3 separate regions of the Homo sapiens genome follow, and regions 2 and 3 are each linked to region 1. The links are chromatin loops, found by intact Hi-C in ENCODE. Cell type or tissue: Calu3. All regions are shown on one strand.

Region 1 (8,000 bases):
ACAAATACCTTAATTTCTACGGACCTCAGTCTTCTCAAGCATAAAAGTACCTACTTCATACAGTTGTGGTGTTAATTAAATGAGATAATATTTAGCCCGGTGCCTGGTATGTAGTAAGTACTCAAAAGATATTAGTTACCATTTTTATTGACAAGGACAACTCAATGCAATTAACTTCCCTATGCTGTCCATTATATTAGCCACCAGATGTGGTTATTTATATTTAAATTAATTAACATTAAACTGTAAAAAATCAATTACTTAGTTGCACCAGTTACATTTCAGGGGCTCAATAGCCACATGTGGCTAATGGCTACTGCTGGATTGTGCAGCTATGGAATATTTCCATCATTGTAGAGAGTTCTGTTGGACCATACTGACAATAACATTGCCATCAAACCCTAACAATAATGAAAGAAAAACAGCAAATGCACCACATACTTAAAAACATTCAGTTGTCTGTTCTACTAGGGCTTTAAACTCAAAGAAATCCAAGATACCTAGTTTAAGTGTGTGTCAACCTTTTGAAACAATTATAGCCTTATTTTTTTCCAGTTGTTTTGTTGTTTCTCCCTGCCCCCTTCCCTATTTTAAATATCTTTCTGATGGAGTTACATTCCATATGTAACATTGTTACAGGTGCAAAATTGTTTCTTTTAATTCTGAATGCGGTTGCACATGTGCAGCAACAGCACTGAAGGCCAACACACTATTACTGTGCATCCAGGCCTCTCTCTCACAGTCTGTGGGTCAACAACATTCTTCTTTGCTTGCTAATGCTTTATTGTCTCTTAGTATACATTGGAATAATAATGGTAATTTATGCAGATATTTTGTATGCATAGCAAATAATGAGAAACACCTGCAGAAATTTCCCTCCTTCTCTGAGTTCAGCAACTAATTATATTTTTAAATAATGGCTACCATTGAACACAATTATCCAAATCACTTTAAGTAATGGAATCTTTTTAAGGTGTTTTTGAAAATTTTAGCACAGTTTTTAAACACTCATTTTTATCTAGATGATGGGAGAAAAAAAAGGCTAGTGGGCGGCTTACTCACCCAAAAAGCAGTTTCTGCCAAGAGTAGATCAGTCCGGAATATTCCTCTGGGCCCAGTCTTTGCTCCAGAGGTTATGACCAGCTGATGAAAACCAGGTTTTCCAAAGAGCTTACCTTCTTGATTTTGGTGCCTCGCTCTTCTTCCCTTTCTTCCTTTCTTAATGTAATATAAAAATAATTAGATTGCCTCTAAAAATTCTCTGTTTTAAAAGCACAAATTGCCACATGATTTTCCCTTCTGTCAATTTAATAGTTTGAGTGGGAAAAGCACTGGCTGGCAAGTCAGAAGACCTAGATGTTTTGTCTTCCTAGGTCTCAATTTCCTGTTCCATACATTTGGAAAGCTGAGACAGATAAATTCCTAACACCTTTCTAATGCTAAAATCTGCAACCCCATGACAGCCACAGATCTTTGTATCATAGCACACCAGGAATCAGGTTTAGCAAAGAGAATCTGAAAAATAAAAGTGGTTAACCAAGAGCAAGGCCAATAAAAAATACATATTTTCCTCTCCATATTGAAACTTCAGGTTGTGTTCTTAATTAGAGCAAAGTTCCAGTAACTTGATGTATATATGTGTAATGTGTGTGTGCATATTTACATATGTGTGTACATATCTGGGGATTGGAAGTTAAACCCTCAATACACACACACACACATACACACATACACACATATATATAAATACACATATGTAAATAGAGAGAACAATTTGGAGAATTTACATCTTCCTTTTAGGCACTGTGCCATTGCCAGCATGATGATCAATTTCCCTTCCTAACATTCCTAACCCCCCTTCTATGTGCCTACCAGGAGTTATTGCTCCGTGGAAGGAAAAACCAGCTCGTGCATAAATCATATATTTTTCTGTCAGATTTGGGTTCATTTGGTCAACTGGCATTTATGGAGTGCTCCTTAAAAAATGAATAAGTAGTAAGAATTCCTGACCTCATGGAGTTTACAATCTGGAGATGGAGGTAAGTGTAGTATCAATAAAATTCAAAATAAAACAGATGAAAATAAAATAATGAATAGGAGCTTAGATGAAACAACTGTTCATTTTTACATGGGAAATCAAGAAGAATCTCTTGAAAGAGGTAAATTTGACCAGGACTCTAAAGAACAACAAATAGTGAGCTTGTGCATTCCAGATTTTGGTCTATAGACTAGCACTACTGTATATTGAAGTTTAGCTGATCTAATTGATAAAAGCATAAAGAAGAAAAAGAAGAAAAATGAGATAAATGTGATGATTTTTAAAAACTAAATATAGCTAATGGAAAAGGATGTCTTTTTTTTTTCTTTCTGAGATTATGTTCTACCTGTTCTTTTTTTGCTAAAGTCTCTTTATTAAACAATGGTCAGAATATAAGGTAATCCTCAGGATTTCTTTCACCTTTTTTTGGCAAAATATTAATAAAAAGCTGGCAAATAAGTGTCAGTCTCAAAGCCTGAATATTTGGTTGACATTTTACTGGATCATTAAATTCTGGTTTCCTCTGTGTTACAGTTCCCCTATTTCCTTCTTTGTTTTGCTAACTTCCAAGTGCCTCTGTGATTTCCTAAGAGAATGAAGGAGGAAGGTAAGGAGCCAATTGGCTTTTTAGGTTTTATTTTTCCTGTGCAAGTGAATTACATTGATAATCTCATCAAGAAAGAGAGAAACAGACAAACAGAGAGGGAGAGAGACAGAAGCAGAGACAAAAAGTGAGCAAATGCAAGGAGCAATTAACAGTTTGATGGTACAGATCATATAAAAAAACGAGTTGATGGACATTTTTAATACCCACAAGAGGGTAATCAATCACTACACATTTGTGGAGGAACATCTCCTGGTCATTGTTTCATTTAATCATGTCTTTTTTTTTTTTTTTTTGAGATAGAGCTGAAGTGCAGTGGTATGATCTTGGCTCACTGCAACCTCCGCCTCCCAGGTTCAAGCGATTCTCATGCCTCAGCACGTGCGCATCACCACGCCTGGCTAATTTTTGTATCCTTTCTTTCGGTAGAGACGGGGTGTCACCATGTTGTCCAAGCTGGTCTCGAACTCCAGACCTCAGGTGATCCGCCTGCCTAGGCCTCTCAAAGTGCTGGGATTACAGGCGTGAGCCACTACCCCCAGCCTAGTCTTATACATTTTTAATGAACAAAAGAAAGGGAAAAAGTCCAAGGGAAATAATTATAGTGGATTCCGCATTAAATCCACAGGAAGCTTCAGAGCAGACCTGGGTTGAATCTGACAAAAGGAAATGCATGTGCAAAGGTGCCTCCCAAGCCCAGTCGTGGTAGAAAGTGGCATCAGAGAACCAAAATGGGAAATAACTTTGCTTTTTAAGCTCACTATTTTAAGGGGGGAAAAATCATTCTTAATTTTGGAATCTGCTGAAACTTAAGTTGATGCTAGTCCTATTTCCTTAATACATAACCTTCCTCTCTTATGAGAGCTTTTGATGTGACTCATCTTGCAGGTGAATAGTGAAAAATTAACTGCCTGTGTTTTTATTAACAATAGAAAGGTGTGCACTTCTAAACAAAATGGAGGCTCATGAGCAAAACATGCGGAGCTGCCCTGGCAATGAAGTGAAGAGACTTGTAACTTGGTGCCTGAGCCTGTGCTAAATGAGGGAGGGAACGGAAGGAGTTCATTTGGAATCAGAAGACTAAGTGATATGTTGTCGGTAATTATATTATCGCCATACTCTTGCTTCTTGACGACTAGCTCTCTATCACCCTCCTTCGACACACAGAAATCATGTCCGTTTCCATCCCGAACCTCATTTTCCATGTTAAACTTCCAAATAAATAAACTCTGTGGTGAATGAGAAATATTGTGGCTTGAAAATGGCTTGACAAGTACGAATGCTTTCATTCTTTCAAAAGGATCCTTAAAGTAAAATTGAAAGTTGGCATTTTTATTACTCAGAATTTTGAAGTGTACTGAAACACATCGCATCCGACTTGCGTGGATGGTTGCAATCTTTTGTAGATACAGTCATATGACCTTGGTGCAGATTCTTGTCTCTGTTACTAACGACACTTTACTTTTACATTAAACACAGTCTTAAGAAAAAAAAAATCTACTTAAGGGACATGTCTGTTGCTGTTCTGAACATAGCTTAACACAGACAGAAAGTATTTGTGGGCTGTTTACAGTTGCGGTGTCAGAAGAATGCTCTTTATTTACAGTAATTCGGAGAGTGTAAGATGGTGGCCCCTGGGGAAATCTGACTCAAAATAAATTTCTAAAAGCATATATCAAAGATGCTTGGAAAGATCATCTTAGAGGAGCTGGTTAATTGTAAGATTTTTACCCCCTCTCAGATGATCTTTGAGGATAAAATCTGAAAGGACAAGCATAATCTAGATTTAATTGTACACTTAGGATGTTCCTTTAGGAAATCATTTATATTTTTAATAGTGAAGTTATACATTTATTTCTAAAGCTACAGAGACAGCCTAAACTGCCTTTTTTCCAACATACACTTCAACATATTCAAAAATGTCCCAAAATGTGGACTCTATCCCCTATAGGAGAGTATTTTTCTGATACCACCAGGAAATAAGCATCAGGATGCTTTGCTATTCTTTCACCCCAAACACCAAAACTTACACCTTACTGAAAATAAATCAGAAAGACTTGAGAGTTCTGGGAATGCCTCTAAATACAAGGTGCAAGTAGATTACTACAGTATGCTTGTCAAAATCTGTTTTATAGTCACGAGATTTTTACTTTCCTCCTTTCCTAAATCGCACTATTGAAGCATAGCCACAAGAGGGAACCATTGTTTAAATGTTGGAAGGACTGGGTTGGTTTGAGGCATTCATCCAGCTCAAATCTCTCTTTAATATAAGAACCTGGTCAAAAGGGTTGAACAAAAAAAGTGAAAAAACACATGCAATCATCGATTCGGTTCTTTTAGATAGCTAAACTATTTCTGCTTTTAAACATACAAATAATCAAAGATGTTCCTAGGGCTGTAACCTGGCAACAGAAACCAAAGACCAGAGTCAAACACCTAATAGAAATTCATGTAATAAAGAAAGCACTGGTGAGTTTTTATTTTTCCATTGGTTCTAGCTTGCCTAAGAATGAGGCAAACTTTTTTGATGCAAACAGAAAATATTGAAACATTAGGAAACAAAGACAAATCTAAGCCTTTAAGCTCAAAGTGTTGCCTATCAAATAGCAAATTGTAACAATGATTGGTAACCGGAGAAGGGGAACATATGTTGTAAAGACTTCTTGCTCACTGCGTTGTGAACCAGCACAATTGTGAAATTCAGACTAATGCGATAAAAGACATATAGAATGGCTTCTTTGAGGTTGCACGGCACCAGGCTGGCACAGGTCCAGTTTCTGCACCAACAGAACTGCAAAACAAACTGGAAAATATTTGATGCCAGTAGGGCTTTTATAGGAAAACAGATGACGGCTGAGATTATTAATCCTGACAGTTTCCTGATTTATTAGGACGTGTCATCCTCTCTTTTTGTATAATTTGGCAAATGATCATAGTATTAGACTTAGTGGAGGCAGAGCTAAAGGTTTCCGCCCATCCTTTAACAGTGGCAGCAGGTATAAAGCAATATGGATTGGGTTTAGGCAAGAAGTGGACGAAATGAATTTTCAGTTACATATTGTCATTTGAGGAACACTGAGTGAATTTTCAGTTACATATTGTCATTTGAGGAACACTAAGTTGGTGTTTTTTTTCTTTTTTTTTTAACGACTGTCAACCTAGATACAGCTATGTAACTAAAATGCATTAATTAACTCTGAGAAATATACCTTCTGTTTATTTAATAAATCCAAAGTAAAGGTGACTAAATTTAAAACCCAGGTCTCTAGCAATTAAGAACAAATGTTACTGTTTACCATGCAAGCAATGAGAAACAAAGAAAACAGTCAGAAAATAGTAGTAATCTTTGAAAGCCATTCCTCTAAATTGTTATATGCTACAAAATGAAACACATGGAATTTCTCACTCTGAATCATTCATGCAAAAATCACTAAAACAATCTTGAGTGACTTCATAGTAAATTCAAGAAAGAAAACACTTGATATATTTTATTAGTGATCTCCTTCACAAAGATATTTTTATATTCTATTTTTATAATCCCCTGCATTTAAAATAACTGCAACAGAAATTAAGTCTCAATCAAAGTGTATCACAACTAAAGATATTTCCAATGAAACAATATTATCTCCAATACAGTTTTATCAAACTATAAAAAACTGAACTTAAAATGCTACAATTGAACACTTTTTTTATTAAGAAAAATCATGCCTGCACCTATATTTCAAGACTGACATATTGTGCAATAAACAGCAATCAGTCTAAAGATGCTATATTAAACAAACCAAGTTTTGTTTTGCTAAACTAAGCAAAATTAGTTGAATGCCCTAAGTAATAGTTGCTGGTATTTTTTTCTAAATTATTTCTCCACTTGTTTTTGTGTCTATGCATAAATTAAAAATCTGCTGAAATTTATTATTCATCTGAGATGTAATTAATATGCAAAATTATGCAAATTAAGATGCAATTAGGCTTCAATTCTCTAGTGGAATTTTCCATTATAATTTAATACAAAGTAATAGAGTAATTGGTGTCACGTGTAATTACGGTTACTCACGTGTACTTGCAGACGTGCAAATGATGTGGTATATGTTAGTTATCCTATGCAAATGGATCATGCAATCTCTTAATACTTGGGAATGAAGTAAACAAAGATGGTCTTCAAAAAACGGGTGAGAGGGACCCCTCTTTCTTCTTATGTGCTACCATTTTGAGGAACTATGTGAATAATTGTAACTAATTTCCTTGCAGTTATTTCTAAGAATTTTTAAAGTGGTGTTATGCAGTGCATTGTTTATTACTCTAGAGAAATTATTTCTGGTAAAAAAATGAATCTTTAAACAGAGACCTAATAGTGATTCAGATGCCACATAGGTGCACCCAGGATGACAGCAAGCAAACAAAAACTGTGTCTATCAGGGCAAAGGCTGTTTTTGTATCAGGCTGAAAAGGTCTCTTCTCTAAAAGAAATAACATAGCCAGCTTTGCCAAATAAATCATTTAACAATTTTCTGTTATTTCCTGATTATGAAGTTGACCAATTTGCTTTGCAACCTCTGCAGAAGCCAGACAGTTTGATTTTTAAAACCAAAATTTCTTCCCTCCTAATATGTAAAATTCCAGGAGAATTCAGTGTCATTTCTTTCTGAATGAATAAAGCAATAAGTAAATTGAACTATATAATTCTCTTCGTCAGTAACTCTGCCATTTGGTTCAAGGGACTCATCTGCTAACTACCGTGTTTCTCCTTGTGCCTTTCTAGAGAAATGAAAAGAACGGCTCTCCCATGCGCTTGTCCTGAGCCTGGAGCTGCTGCTTATAATTTCTCCATGAGAAATGATTGCTGCTTGTTTTAAAACACCCATGCTGTGTTGAATCTTGCACAGAAAACATTATGATCTCGACACTTTCCTTCTCATAACTGAAGCACACACTTTAAGACGAGTATTTTATATTCTCAGCTCCAATTAACCTGAAGTGTTTCTCTTCCCTATGTCTCCCCCCACCCCCACACCCTTCACCTGAGTCTATCCTTCTACCCTTTGTAACAGACAGATTTTGTTTTTTCCAGGAGGGGATGTGTGATATACTCTATTATAATTAATAAGTGTGGGCACTGGCAGACAGGAAGGGGCATGATATAAAGTAGTAGATAAGCAGCTTCACGCTTTCTCCACTATATTCCTACTTTCTATCCCTTTTCCTCCACCCACTGTGGATGGTTATTTGAAATAACAGGCATGGATAAGAGAAAAGAAAAGCTACCATTTGTCTCTCAGGCTATACCCTTTTGTAGCCCCACCCATTCATCCATATGTGGCTTTCCCATTCATTCCAGTAATAATACCAATTACTATGCAG
Region 2 (8,000 bases), 600 kb after region 1:
TGGTGTCTTAAAAATTGAGCAGTTATTTCTTAAAGCACTAAGTAAGTGTCCTTTATATAGTGAAGAATGCTAAGACAGTAGAACTCAGAGAAGTGAGGATAAAGTTGTCACCCATCATTACAGCTTTTCTCCTTTTGGGTTTATGATGTTACAGCCATTACTATGAGGAGTTGGCCATTTGTTCTGCCTTTGGTCCTTAAAAGGACAAATTCCACAATATCTACAGGATTTGTTACTGGAAGAAAGGCAAAATTTTCTCTTTTATACCATATTAATCTCTTTGAAAAAGGTAATCATCTCTGTGGTTAATATCAAAAACAGTGACTTTTTTTTCTGTGAGAGGAGAATGAAAACTTTACCTTGTATAGCTTGATTGCAGATACCTCCTTATTAATAATAGCCAATTTAGGAAAAAAAGTCATTACCAAAAAAATATTTAGTGCCCTGGATTATGAAGGGTGTTTTAAAGCTTTATATTGATAATTGATACTCTTCAGTCAAAGTAGATATAGGGCCATATTTGAAGATGTTTGACTTAAGAGGAAATTTGTATATATATTTCAATATTAATTCCTTGAGAACTAACTTTTGCACATGCAGGCATGAATTTATTTTCATTGGTCATTCTTAAAAACCACACACACATACATACACAGCTGCATTTATTTTTTAATGATTATGCATTGGTATGACTGGATGTAGTGTGTTGATTTCAAAGTGTATGCATTTCAATAAAAGCAGGTGCAGAGGGTATGGTGTGAGTGTGGAGTATGAAAATACACATGCTAATGCGTATGTATAGACAAGGAGCTCTGCAGAGTTAAATCACACATCACACATTTGTGTGCACCTAGTACAATGTGCAGTTCCAACTCCAACTTTTAAAACATTAAAAAACCAAACACCGCATATTCTCACTCATAGGTGGGAATTGAACAATGAGATCACATGGACACAGGAAGGGGAATATCACACTCTGGGGACTGTTGTGGGGTGGGGGGAGGGGGGAGGGATAGCATTGGGAGATATACCTAATGCTAGATGACGACTTAGTGGGTGCAGCGCACCAGCACGGCACATGTATACATATGTAACTAACCTGCACAATGTGCACATGTACCCTAAAACTTAAAGTATAATAAAAAAAAAATTAATGTAAAATATGTACATACAAATACAAAGTTACATGATAGGGTCAGATGAAGATACTGTTTCTTATAAACGGCATTAAGACCTTAATATGATAGAAAACACTTGTATGAATTGAGGGTTATTTTAGTCATTGAAGCTCTGTATAACTTTAAAACCCTGGGTCTTAGGTTTTAACTATTGAGAATTTTCTTATCATCTTAATAGGGTTCCCTATATTAACACATTACCCTCCCAAGACTTTCGCACATGGGTTTTTTTTTAAGCCTACCTTTTCTGAAAATTTATGGTAAACTTATATAGTTACTTGTTTTAAGGAATTTTTCCCCTTCTGAATTGATGGGCATGGGTTCTTTAATTGCCGTTGAAGATATCAGCTTTTAGCATATGTCATTCATTCAGTTATGCCTACTTGATGTCTTTTTAATGGAAACCTATGGCTAAAAGTAATTGCCAAAGCTTCTAGATTTCTACTTTTCAATTCACTTCTCTATCTTATTGCTATTTAATGGTTCTGATACATGCAAATACATTCCTTAATACCCTTTGATTTTTAAAAGAATAAAATTCAGAGTTTAACTCTGATCCCACTCTGTGGCTTTTTTCCCCTTTTTCTTCCCCCTCCTCTTGTCTTTTGGCACACTTTATTTTCCAGTAAAATAAAGAATGAAGATGGATTATTCAAAACTGATAACAGTAATGGACCATCATGTAATGTTTTATTAAATTTGAGTTCTGTAAATTATGTGGTGGAGAGAAATTTGCCTGCTTAAGTATAACAGAAATTGCTACTGTGTTTCTATAATTCTTCACAGTGTAATTTAAGAAAAGTCCACTATCCATATCACTATTGAATAAAAGGTAAAAAGGTGCTATTACCCCAACAAGACAGCTCTCTGGTTAGCCTGCCAAACGACAGAGATAAATGTGTCTACTTAAAACTTACTTGGCATGAATCCATGGTAGTAGGTGGAGTTTGAAAATAGTCTTTTACCTGGACATAGGATTAAAAATTCACCAAACAACAGAGGCAGGTAGCCTTGAAGAATATTCTATGTATTTTCTTTTTAGGAGGGAGGTTTCATCAAATCATATTTTCTTCCTGAGGGCTTTGAAGTTCCATGAAGCTGATAAAATCTATTTGAATCAGTGATTATGTTCAAAGAGGAGACAAACGGGAGGCCAGACAGCCTTTTTGTTCAGATTGGCAGTCTCTTTCGCTTATCTGCTGTTTTAAAGAATTCATAATTAGCTTTTGGAAATACTGATAATATTTATTGGAGGTTTTTTCTTTCTTTTACAACTACTAATGAATTTTACTTGTAATAACTTGTAAACTGTTTTTGGAATGTAAAAACAGGTTTAGGAATTCAGCAGTAAATTCATTCTTTAGTTGAAAAAATTAGAACTCTGACTTAACCGCTATGTAATGACAATGCAAAACAATTTTGTGTTTTCATAGATACAGCACACATCTAATTATTGGTAAGATGTGAAGTCCCAATGAAAGGCAGCTTCTGATTTTCAATAAAATGAATATTTATGAGGTACTGGTAACTTCCTACATAACATACAAGTTCTCAGGTTCTTTTCAGACACAAGAATGACTAATGATTTTGTTTAATTTAATTCAACAAATTTATTGAGCGCCAATGATTCTTGATACTGATGACATATTTTAGTCCTGATGTTTCAGCATATTCTATGACATAAATAAGGTACATGATGGCCTTTTCATACTATTTTTTAGCATGAAGAATTTTTGGTAAAAGGTCACGCTTACTGTCCACTGTGTGGGCAGTACTACAAATGACCTTGGCAAGTCTGTACTATGTCTTCAATTATAGGATATGGGAACTGGTGGCCACATATATCTTGAATTCAGCATATAAATATGAGTGCAGCTATTCAAGTAACAACAACCTGAACAGGACCAAAACATACATTCCCATATCTGGGATCTGATAGCAGTCATTTTGCATCCAAAATTATTCTAAAGTGACTTTTTTTTTTAAGTAATTATCACTAATCAAAATGTTTTCTGACAATATTTTCAAGCATTTCCACCAGGGGGCACTCCCCTCATTGAAAGCTCTGGGCCAAAAAAAAAAAAAAAAAAACCCAAAGGTTTCTGAAACACCTGAGACTGTCTACACTGGCTGCTTTAAAGCTCTTTGAGTGTTTCAGGGTTTGAAACATCACTTTATACCATCAACATATTTCAGACGAACAAAAAACCTTGTTCCAGTAGAATAATTAAGTGGTAGTAAAATGCTTTGCCCCTAAAAACACTTGTATGCTTAAATAGGAAGTCACACCAACATCAAAATATAGGTAGAGAACTTTTAAAATTTTCTCCCAAGTGACATAACTACCTTCCAATCTCAACCATATGGAAATGACTTAGTCTTATATGTTAGCAAGACTTGAGAAAGAATATTATTTTGTATGTTTTCCTGTATTTGACTTTCTCACTATAGATCTCTGCTGCCTCAGGAAATATTTTTGATAGAAATATGTGATATAGTACTTTGTTATTTGGGATTTTTAAATACCTAATTTCAAGTTTCCCAAATAACATCCTAAATATTTATAACTATGTTTTGCCCTAATCTAATTTTTTTAATTATTAGACAATTAGGAAAAACATCTCAAAAAATGCCACAGAACTTTTCACTGTAGGCCCAACATGAGTGCTAATAACTACTACTAGAATTGACTCATGGGTAACACATCTTGTTCTTAAGTTTCTATCACCTGTTTGTGATTGTTTTCTCCATTGTGGTCTTTATACACATGATCAGTCCATTTAGTAAATACTTATCAAACATTTACATGAGAGACATTGTGCTGGGATGATGAAAGTGAATATTAGATTATTATGCTCAAGGAATTTGTAGCATATTGTGTTTATACTGATGTTTTCATGTATCCATATCTGTGTAGTTGAGAATATATTGCTTTGTCAAGTACATTTTTTAAGACATAACATTTGGTGGAGAGGAGTAAAGAGCAAGGGTTATTTCATTACACCTATTTTCAAACTTTTTTTTTTTGAGACCTGAATGTTTTACTTTCAATATGGCACATCAGAAACACAGTCAAACTAATTAGGTGGCCTTGTGCAAATTAAATAGCTGGATGATTGACTGCCTGTTTGACTGAATTTTAGTTAAATTGACTAGATGTTTTGCTCTTGTGTAGACACAGTTACAGCATTACTCGTTAGTATCCTAAGGACACATGCCCTTCATTCTTCAGTCACATTTCTTAGGGTAAAAACGAAAGTTCAGGTCCAATTTCCAGGCTTTAGCTGTAAGAGACTAAGTGAGAGACAACTTTAAAATGGACTCTGAAGCCCTCTGCACCTGTTAAAAGTTCTTTTTAAATACCAGCTTATAAATCATTTTAAGAAGTATCAGTACTTTTGTATTGTCTGCACCCAACTGTTGCATTTCGGCAACATGGTACATTATCTTTAAATTTGGGAACAAAACCAGGTTTGTACTTCTAACAAACCATGAAAAAAACAAATGTTTTAACCTTGGGGCTTCATTGTTTTGACATGACACGTTACCTTCCTTCCCCCAATATACCTTTAACTGTTTCTGCAGGATATTGGAAAGTAGATTTGCAAATTATATAGAAATCCTGACAAAATTTTATTCTGAAGCTGATACTCTGGCTAAGTGAAGAAACCAAATATGTCTTACTATTCCAAGCATTATTTCATGTACAAGATTAAAGAGAGAAGAGCTGCTTAGCCCTTATAAAATGAACAGAAAATTTTCCAATTCTTTTATTTCATATTGTCTCTTAAATGCAATGGGGAGAACCACCCATTTTTGAAAGAGTTCTTCCAAAAGTTAAAAAAATTAGTTGAAAATTGATGTTCTGTTATTTAGGGGGGAAAGACACCTTAAGAGTTTTCTAATGATTTATAAATTTCTTCTATCACTAACAATTTTTATTCCCCAAGAAATTTGATAATTACAGAATTTGATACTCTTTTCCTTGGCATGCTGTGATGGACTTTCGCAATGTTGAAAATTAGTTAATATATTTCAAATCTTGTCTATGGTTTTTAAAGTTCAAAATTTAAACCTGTTACCCAGTGGTATAATACAGCAAGATAGTATTTAGAATCATTTGTGATAATCAGTGAGGTTCTCTGAAAATGGTAAATTGAAAGGGTCACGTAGTGTCATGTACTTTGATAAGTCAGAGTTTAAGGAATAATTTTAAACATTGCCTGTGAAAATACAGCATAAACCTTAGGTGATGCTTTAGTAATAACCTTTGTTCTAATATGTTAAAATTCATTTTCTGGTATTTTCTTTGAAAGTTCTACTTCTCTAGAAATGGCTTTGTATCTTTACATATTGGGCTGTAGGCATTACACTGCCTTTGTCTAGGCAGCTTGGGAACTATACAGTTCAGTGCTGTTGCATTATAAGGATTTCGTTTATTCTTAACTTCCCTGGATCGTCTCTCTGTGAAAGATTTCATGGCAAGTTAAGCTACTCAAAGGAAGGAGACCAATTAGGCAGTTTCAGTTTATGTTATATGTAAAGCAGATGCTTAATAAAATTAAGAATACAATTGAGGCTCTCTTCTCTACCACTTCAGTTGTAACTAATATATTCCTATGCAGAATTAATGCCTCTGACTGTTCATTTTCTAAACAGAGTGGAGAAGAAAAGGGAAGGATCACTGCTGGCCAGGCAAAGCAAGGCAGCAGGCTCACCCTGTGCCTTTCATTTCTTGCAGGGCTTGCTTTCAGAAATCCTCCGAAAGGAAGAGGACCCCAAGACTGCATCCCAGTCTTTGCTGGTAAACCTTCGGGCTATGCAGAATTTCTTGCAGTTACCGGAAGCTGAAAGAGACCGAATATACCAGGACGAAAGGGAAAGGAGCTTGAATGCTGCCTCGGCCATGGGTCCTGCCCCCCTCATCAGCACACCACCCAGCCGTCCTCCCCAGGTGCGGTCTCCTTTTCCTCCTTGCCCTTCTTTGTTTAGCTTTTTTTTAATGCTTGAGGAAGAATCTCAATAAGAAATTAGATAGATAGATACATAGATTTATATGTTTTTAAATTCGTATAGTTGCTTGAGGAGAATTTGGTCCCAAATCATTAATTCTGATATAAAAACAATAAGCTCCTAATTAGATAGAGGGAAGAAAATTGCTTTGTGTTCCTTCATTCTTTGGGTTATTTGGGGGTGAAAGTAGTCTTTAAATGGGATATTTGTCTCTACTGTTGTTATTAAGTAAAGTATTTTAAACTCAATAGAAAAAGAATAAAGTCAGTTTTTTCCCAACTGGTTTCAGAATCGCCATTTGAATAGTAAATAAATAAAAATAAATAATTTCATTTGTATTTATACTTTCCAGTACGAACTGCAGCTGGTACCAATTACACACCATCTCATTTGTAATCTTTCATAATTAAGTTTAATAAAATCCTTGAAGGCAGCTTTAAATGGGGCTGATAAGGAATTCTATCCATACTCCAAGATACGGGCATGTTTTCTCTTTCTTAAAATTTTTGGACTTTTTAGGAAAGAAAGTTGCCTTCCGGGTAACTTTGGGTATGTGAATCTGTATTGTTTTTTAAACTAAGTTTTAAAAGTAACCTCATAACTGTTATAATTCAGTAAATCAATTTGCATTACAAACCCTTAGATAAAAGTTTGCTAGTTAGTGTATTAGACTCAAAAACCACAAGCAAATATATTATCTTTTTTTTTTTTTCTTTTGAGATGGAGTGCCGCTCTGTCACCCAGGCTGGAGTGCAGTGGCACGATCTTCACTCACTGCAAGCTCTGCCTCCCGGGTTCACGCCATTCTCCTGCCTCAGCCTCCCAAGTAGCTGAGACTACAGGCATCTGCCACCACGCCCAGCTAATTTTTTTGTGTTTTTAGTAGAGACGGGGTTTCACCGTGTTAGTCAGGATGGTCTCCATCTCCTGACCTCATGATCCTCCCACCTCGGCCTCCCAAAGTGCTGGGATTACAGGCCTGAGCCACCGCGCCCGGCTGCAAATGTGTTTTCTTACATGTTTAACTTGTGACATTTACAGCTCTTAAAAATAAGGTCAGTTAAAATTGGATAAAAATTGAACATGGAAGAAAAAGTCGAAATATTCATATGACAATCTCATAGTGAAATTGTATCTCGATTTTACTTCATTCTCATCAATGGTAGAAAGTGGTTATACATTTTCATGTATAGAAATCTAGAAAAAACTCATTCAACACTAAAGAGTGAAAGTACTACGGATACTGCATAAATAAGAAATATTTAGCCACTTGTTGAGTAGCTAAATAAACTGCTTATCATAAGGTTCTGAAACTATTACTTTTTAGAAATGTCACAAAATCCATTTTCACTAGTTTATTTAATGAAAATCAATCTGGTCTTGATGTCTATAGGAACAGACTATAAGGAAATCATTGCTATAATTGTGAATAAAAAAGTCATGCTTCTTTAGGAGAAAAGCATGGCATCTATATACGTATGTACACACCCACCTGCCCACGCACACAAAGTTATTGAATTTGATCTCTAAATGCTTCTATAAAATATTTCCTAAGATAAAGAATGAGGAACTCTTTATGTATAAAAAATATGACTTCTAAGTATGGTTAAAGAGAAAAGATAAACTATGACTTCTAGGAATGATAAAAAAGAAAAAATATACGAAATGAAATAAAATAATTTGGTTTGGTACTTTTTCTGTAGTGTTTAGTGTTAATACACACACTTTTATTAGTTAACTTTGCTCCTGAAGTCACCACTGACAGGGCTCTGAGCAGAGAATTACTTTACTTATCACTTAATCTGCAAT
Region 3 (8,000 bases), 230 kb after region 1:
CTGTTTATCTGAAGTTTAAATTTCACTCTGTGTCCTATGTCCCCTACTCTAATCTGCATACAGCTCTGTGAGAACACAATTCCGACTTCTCTTAATTACCTGAATCCTTTTCACAGGGCCCTTTGAAACTCACTGGTGGACATCATCAAAATCTCCAACATCTTCAACCTCTTCTCACCTATCTTGTTTTTCAAATTGAAACCAGTCTGTCTCCTGAGAACACGGTTCCCCCTGAGCGCATTTCTTTCCCATCCTCTGCATTACCACTAGGCTGGCTGTGAAGCAGGCATCCTCTTTAATCCTTGTTGCCTCCCACTTCCCGACACTACCCAGCCCTGAATCCACTGTCAGCAGATTGTTATTGATCATCTCTTCTTTCCCTATTCATCTATGGGCTCAGGTCCATCCCTTCTTGGTTCTTTGAAGATGTTACTTCCTGACAGAGTGTCATTTTTCCACAAAACGATCCCTATTATAATTCTTAGTGATTTCAATGTCCATGAAGATGATAATTTCAAGTCCTTGCTTTCTAACTTTCTTGAACTCTTCTCCACACTATTTCAGTCATCTCTTCTTGTAGTCAGGCCTTAGACTTTGTTGTTACCAAAAGTTGTAATATCTTCTAAACTCACCTCTCTCTGTTCACTGCTTTCAATCTTCCCTGCTGATACCCCCTAGTACCCCGATTCAGTACTGGCATCTACGCTGCATTGACCCCATGTTTGAAACTGCCTCTTAACCCTACATCCTCACTCCACTATTTATCCTGCTGAAGTTTTGAAGCCAATCATTTGCATCAGTTCTTTGCAAATGCTCTCATCTTCTCTGTTCTCTCGTTGGCCTACTCACGTGAAAAATGCAACTCTGGTCAAATCCAACTCTCCTCTGTTCCTCACCTGCACCTATGAAACTAATGAAGCTGGAAATAAACACAGGACTGCTGACTCGCCTCACTTTCAATTCCTTTTCACTCTCCACAAGAGAGCCCTTCGTGTGGACAGACAATCACACTGCATTTCCCCAGCCCAGTCACCCTCCTGCTTTCCTAGGTCACGATTTTGTACCTTTGCTCTCTTCAAATATCTAACAGTTCCTCCTTTGTTCTCCCTTCCATTTTGTCAAGAAAACAGAGGCAATCAGATGAGAAGTTCCACAAGTTCCCACTCCCACTCCCACCCCCACCACCTACCTCTATCTAGGTCAAGTCACTGCCTTCTTCCCTGTTACTGATGTGATGTCCCCTTAGCCAGGAAAAGCCTCCCTTTCCTTGTGCACTTAATCCCATCTGCCTTTGTCAACTCAAGAAAATTGTTCTAGAAATTTATCATCTTTGTCCAATAACAACTCCTGTCTACAGAATCATCATATATATATTATATATATATAATATATGTTTATCTGAAGTTTAAATTTTATTGTGTGTCCTGTGTCCCCTGTCTTTAGATAAATAGATAGATAGATACAAACCTTCTTCAAACCCACTTTCTACTCCATCCAGTACCTCATTTCTCTCCTTCTCTTTACAGCAAAACAAACATTATCTACACTCATAATCCCCAATTCATCTTCTCACATTCTCTTGGAACACACTCTAGCCAAGTTCATTCTCACCACCTGATAGAAACAAAGCTCTTGTCAGGAATATAAATGACCTCCATGTTCTAAATCCAATGGTCTCATCTCATTTCTTATCTCTCACTTGATCTATCAGCAACATTTGTTACATTTGATCTCTCTATTCTTCTTGAAGCATTTTCTTCCCTTAGCTTCCAACTGATTTTCGTTCTACCTCACTAGCCACAAAGTTTTCCTATCCTTTGGTGGGTCCTCCTCATGTACCCAACCTTGAAATGTTCAGTGCCTCAAAGTTCAGCTCTGCTGAGCTCTTCTCTCATTGCCTTCATGATCTCATCTGACTAGAATCTGATAACTAACAAATTTCTCTCTCCAGCCAGACCGCTCCACTGAAATCCAGAGACACTATTTTCAGGGTCATCTCAGCATTTCTACTGGAATAACTAATAATCTTCTCAACTTTAACATGTTAAAAACTTACTTCCTGGTCAGATCATTATTTTCTCTTAAAAAATCTGCCCCTCCCACACTCTTCTATCCATCTGTTTGCTAAAGCACAATGTTTTGGAGTTATACTTGATTCTTCTTCTCTACACCATACATACACTCAATCAACAAATCTTGTTGACCCCACTTTCAGAATATATCTACAATCCAATCACTTTTTATCAGTTCTACTGCTACCAGTCTGATTCAGTTGTCTTTCACTGTGATGATCGCAATGGTCTCCTAATTAGTCTGCCTACGTCCACACTTGTCCCTTACATTCTATTCTCAATTCAGCAACCAGGGTGATACCACAGAAAGTAAATCTGTGCATGTCAGTCCTCTTCTCAAAACCCTCCAATGCTTCTAGCCTCACTTTTAAAAAAAGCTGAAAGTTCTCACAATGGTCTACAAACAGCATAAAAGCTGCCTTCCCTATTATCTCACTGTTCTCATCTTCTATTAATGCCCCCACCAGCAGCAGCTCATCCCACTCCAGACACATTGGGCTTTTTGCTGTTTCTCTAATATGCCAGCCATCCCCCTGAGTCAGGGATCCCCTGAGTCAGGGATCTACAGTATCATCTGTTTGAAATTTCCTTCCTCTGCATATCGACTAGCTCCCTTGTCTCCTTCCCAAGGCAGTAACATAGTAGGAACTGACTCCTGCCATGCTGTCTATCCTCCTTACCTGGGTTCTTTAGTTTTCACACATCGCCATTTAATATACTGTGCATTTAACTTTCATTTGTTGTCTATCTTCTGACCTTAAAGATGGAATTTTTTTTGTCTGTTCCCTCCACCTGCCAACCACTGATGAATCTCCAGACCCTCACACAGAAAATGTTTTTGCTAATCAACTTCCTTCTCTTGAGCAAGTAGGAAATCAACATTTTCCAGAACCCTCTGGCATTTAGAGTGGAGTTGTGTCTGACTTCTGGTCAATGGAATGTGTGTATAAAATTCATAAATAAGCTACCTCCAGCTTTGGTGCATAAAAAGCTTTCGTGAATGATGCTGTCTCTCCTTCTGCTCAGCATACTTGAAGGCCATTTGTTAAAGACGGTAGCATCTTATGGTAGAAGGAGCATGGTCCCAAATGATCGGCAGTGAGCTAAGGCACAAGTGAGAAACAAATCCTCACCTCAAGCTGCTGATATTTTTAGAATTTTTTAATGAATTAACATATCCCAAATAATATGGCACTCAATAAATATTTATGAATAAATTTAGAATTCTATATTATTTCTAATCTAACTCTCCATATAAGGTATAACATTGTTCCCTAATGTAGTAAACAAAATATAATGAATACATTTTAACCATTAGCTTTTATGTCTTTCTAAGTAGTCAGACCTACAAAGACTTTTGCGATGTATGCTCCTTTGTGCCCTTTGTACTTTTCAGAAACCATTCTCTTCGTCGTGGTTTATTTTCTTTTCTCTTTTCTAGTGTTGTTTTTCTTTGCTCAGTACTGCATTGACTTTTTGATGCTTCACTGTTGGTTCCCATATCTGATCTTATATATGAAAATCTTCACTTCTACCCATTTTTAATTTGCTCTTCTCATTTTTTCTTATTATTTGTTGTATAACCTACACTTCATAGCTGATAATGACAAACCTTGGGGATGATTTAACTGTTACCACAGAATGAGGATATTTTCTGATTTGTAAATTATCTATCATACAATATCTTCTTTTGTAGGTCCTTGGCTTGTCTCAACTCTTTTCATGAATATGCACAATAATAAGCTTTTCAAATTATTTTAGAATTTGAATCTGTTAGATATATAATCACCAAATAAAGGTAATGGAATAATGCAAATAAATTTTCTGTAATTCCTTATTCCCAAAATTTTCTGTGGATTTATCGTATCTGGTGTTGCTATTTATAAGAACTACTGTTATTTGTTTTTAGTATTCCCATATTTAATGGTGGGCTCACACAACCCTTTGAAGACTAGAGGAAATGGTATCCCTTGTGGTAACACTTAGGATTATTTTCAAATAAAACCTTTTTAAAACAAGTTTGATGTAGTCAGAATGTAGAGATAGCCTGGAATTAAAATGTGCGAGGAGTAGGTTTCTTAATGGTTTATTTCAATGGGATGTGAAGTTAGAATTGTTAAGAAATGCAGAATGCTAATTAACCAGAGTTAGAAAACTGGGGATGACAGAAAATATCCTGAAGTGAACTCCTGATTAACCTTCCTTATTGAAAGTTCACAGAGGCAGGTGATCAGATGGTACAAAGCTGTCAGGAGATCATGGCCATTTAGATTCCTGGGGGGTTGTTCCATTTAGTTATTCCACCAACCAGTAGGGGGAGACACAGAATACTCCTTTGCAATCTAAGCTCTAACTAACTCCGTTTCCTGGACCTCATCAGACCTTTCTTTGTCTGTAACAGGTAGAACAAGTTCGTCCAGTCTGACAAAGCTCACTTCTTTTATTGTTTTTGGTTTCTTGAATTACAGTTGATTTTGCATTCAAGTGACTCATTAAAAGGAGGGACTTGTGCGTATTTGGTGGTTTTACAGATACTAGATTTTATCTTTTTTTTGAAATAAATAAATGTGGCCTAAAATTTCTTGGTGAACCTGATTGAAGTTCAGCCATGTAAAGAATTAAACTTCACCCTATCTCCTAATCACTATCTCCAATAATCTTAGCCCAACAGTCAACTTTATAGACGTTACAAAAATAATTCTTACAGACCTAACAGCAATCTATTTTGAAATTTTAAAATGTCTATGATAGGTAAATTCACACCGGTTAGAAGGTCCAAGCTTTGTGTTTTATCTCCCAGGAATCATAGAATTTTGCTTTTATCTATTCATCAGTTCAGTTCTACAGATATCTGGGATCCCTTCTATATGCCAGCCCCAAAGTTAGGTAGTAGGGATAAAGATAGGTCCCAGCACTTGACCTTTGGATAGACAAACATTTAACACACAGTTTCTGAACAGTGTGACCCATGCAACACAAGAAATGTGGAAGAAATGTTGAAGTAACTTAGATAAGGTGAAATTAACTTCACCGGAAGTAGGGCATTGAGGTAGGCTTATAAAAAAGGCTAATACTTAAGCACGGCTTTAAAGAATAAATAAGAAAGAAAGGAAGGATTTCAGTAAAAATGGAAAGAGATGTGAAAAGGCATAAGATGAATAATGTATTTGGGTAATTCTCCTTTGTGTTGCTGGAAGATAGTGTGAAAGGGGGGTTTATGAGATAAAACTGAAGGGGCAGGTATAGGACAAGGGTAGTAGAGAATCATGGACCAGGGTGTGGGGATAGACAACAGAGCGAATCAGGAGGACAGGGCTCTCTTTGTCCAAGTGCTTGTTCAAACTTTGATGCTTATTCAGGCTCTACACTTGACACACCTGCTGACAAGTGTGTCATAAAGGAGACTATGGAAATATAGGTGAAATAAAAAAATCTGTGATCCCATTCCTTCAGAAAGGTTATCTTCACCTATTAGCAGAAGAGTTGTAGATATGAACTACTAGGTAGCACATTTCTCAAATATTAAACGGCATATTCAAAGATCATTTCAACTTCAAATTTATCTTGACACCCAACAATAGTTTTTCTTTCTTCAAGCTTTAATTTTAAAGATTAATTGGTTTATAGAAAGGCCTCAAAAGAATTTCTTGACAAGCAGATCTGTGGGTTCTTTAGATAAAAACAAAGGCAAAACAACCGTGAACGAACACCTATTTTGCTTTTCTCATTTTGATTTCTTTGATTAATAATTTTATCTAATCTTCTAATTTTATAGAACATTGAGTAGAGATGATGACTTTGGGTAACGGAATTCTTACTTGTGTTACATAAAACATATGTGGGTTGTTGCTTTTTAATAAGTCATTTGAAAAAATAAAGATTGGATGTGCCAAAATCCCCAACCAAATCGTACTTAACAGCCCTTTCTAAAAAGAAAATAAAACTCTTAAATGTTTACACAAAACCTAATTACCAGTTTGCAAGCATTTCAGGTGGTTGAAAAAGCATAGGCTTGACTAGGAAGAAGTAGAATAAGTAGACATACTATTTCCAGTAAACAAAGCAGAGGTCAGCAACTTCTGAGGTCATAGTCAAGATAAAGAATGCTTATATATGCTTTGCATAGGTCTCAGGTTTGCTTGTAGAAAAAGGGACAAAACAATAAAAATAAGGGGAATGAAGAAAAGAGGAGAAAGAACAGAGGAAACTGAGGCTAAGAAATAATGAGAAAAAGTAAAGTCATTTGGACCAAAAGGGTTGAGAACCCTGGGGCAAGGGGAAAAAGGACAGGGTAACCTTGAAGGACTAAAGCAAGTCCAGAGTGGCTGGAGCATGGTGAACAGGTACCTTCAGTTTTTTTGCACCTGAAGAAGGTAAGAATTGAGCCACTCAATCTGTTCTTTTCATTTGATTATTTCTTTCTCTATTTACCAAGTAACTCTTAACAATAAAAACAGTACCAATAAAATTGTTTTTGTTTTTCAGTGGAGACATCCTAATCTCAGGTCACATTTACTAATTTCTCCCTAGTTAAAAAAGATGTAAAAGTGACAAGTGAGACAATTCTAAAACATATGCTATTCTAGATGCTAGACTCAGATACTTGATGGAAATATGGGTAGTTTTCATTTGTTCATACCATGTAAGTGGAAGTGGAGAGATTTCCTGGCTCTGAGTGAAGACCACCCTTCTAAGTATCATGTTCTCATCTCTTTTTACTAGCTGTCTGCAGCTCATGCAAAATGTGATAGAAGATTAAAAAACTAGCCCACATATTCCTACAGAAGATAGCTACCGTGAAAATGAAGAAATTGTCCACCCTCTGCAGGATAATTATTAAGGAGACATCATCCAATGAAAAGAAACCCCAACCACCTCTCCACATTCAAGCAATTCCTTTAGAGCCTTTTGTTTTATTCCTGCACATTTTCTCACTCGATCTGAATTCTAGAGCCAACGTGTTTTTTATTCTTTAGTTTTGCTCTTAGTTTGATTTCCACTTCGATGCTTTGGAGTTCCTTACTATTTTGATAAATTTCCAATGGATACTGTCACCTGTGATACCCCTACTGAGTTGAGGCAATTGGCCAAAATCTTTCCAACAGGAGGTGTTTCTCTTTTGGCCATGTCACTCTGTCAATAACTGCTGATGCTCTTGGTCAATGGCTATGGTTAGGAAAGAAGTATAAATCATTTTAGTATTCTATTTGATCTTCTGATCATCCTCAAATTCCTTGCATTACAGTCGTCAGTGCAGAAAAACAAGGCTGGGAGGAATGAAACGAAAAACTTCCTCTCAGAGGAATGTGATGAAGATAACAAGTAAATTTTAAATGATCAGATTAAGGAATTCTATGAGTCTAGAATTGGCAAGCTTAGTTCTTTAAAGGGCCAGATAGCAAGTATTTTCAGCTTTATAGGTCATGCATACAGTCTCTGTTGCAACTACTCAACTCTGCCCTCATCCCATAAAGCATTCATGGACAATACATAAATGAATGAACATCATTGTCTTTCAATAAAACTTTATTTACAAAAACAGGCAGTAGGCCATATTTGGCCTGTGGTCCTGTAGTTTACCAACCCCTACTAAAGTACAAGATACTATTATATTAAATATATTTGACCTGAGGTATCATGAACATGCACTTACAAATTTCGCATTCCAGCAGCCTACAGAAGCAATTTCTGTTGCTCTTGTATACTGCATTGCTCATATTGACTTCATAGAAACCCTAAGGATAGAATGGGCTCATTCTGCAGATAAATCCACAGAGTGGGCTTTTACAATTAGAGAAAAACATTTGTAAAATAGAGAATCAACTAGAACTACTTTTTCTAATCAAATGATGATAATTGTGATTTAAGCTTTATTTAGCCCAAATTTTAGTCTGACTAATTCCCATTGATACCCACGTTGGCATTGAG

What was found. A loop is a pair of places that touch in the nucleus more often than their neighbours do. Peaks named below come from ENCODE experiments on the same cell type or tissue, not always from the same donor. Only the 100,000 strongest peaks of a DNase experiment are listed, where the experiment ranks them.
Region 2: it touches region 1 in a loop (4-fold over the local background); 6 of 110 quality-filtered maps call a loop at or near these places.
Region 3: a loop joins it to region 1, with 7 times the contacts of the local background. A loop is called at or near these places in 7 of 110 quality-filtered maps.

What each region holds. Positions count from the first base shown.
Region 1 is chr3:18,985,651-18,993,650 of GRCh38, reverse strand. The region is part of intron 1 of LOC107986066 (a long non-coding RNA gene); the gene reads right to left. It overlaps LOC105376978 (a long non-coding RNA gene), which reads left to right and starts at 3,659. Exons shown (of 4, transcript XR_001740610.2): 1 at 3,659-3,740. In Calu3, CTCF peaks have their summits at 4,601 and 4,803 (motif pointing right); no DNase peak of the experiment used is centred here.
Region 2 is chr3:18,384,531-18,392,530 of GRCh38, reverse strand. It overlaps SATB1 (SATB homeobox 1), which reads left to right. Exons shown (of 11, transcript NM_002971.6): 8 at 5,920-6,132. Among named protein-coding and RNA genes, the nearest start is that of SATB1, 37 kb to the left of the region's middle. In Calu3, CTCF peaks have their summits at 2,977 and 3,222 (motif pointing right); a DNase peak (open chromatin) is centred at 3,230.
Region 3 is chr3:18,754,687-18,762,686 of GRCh38, reverse strand. No RefSeq gene overlaps it. Among named protein-coding and RNA genes, the nearest start is that of SATB1-AS1, 310 kb to the right of the region's middle. In Calu3, a CTCF peak has its summit at 4,351 (motif pointing right); a DNase peak (open chromatin) is centred at 4,426.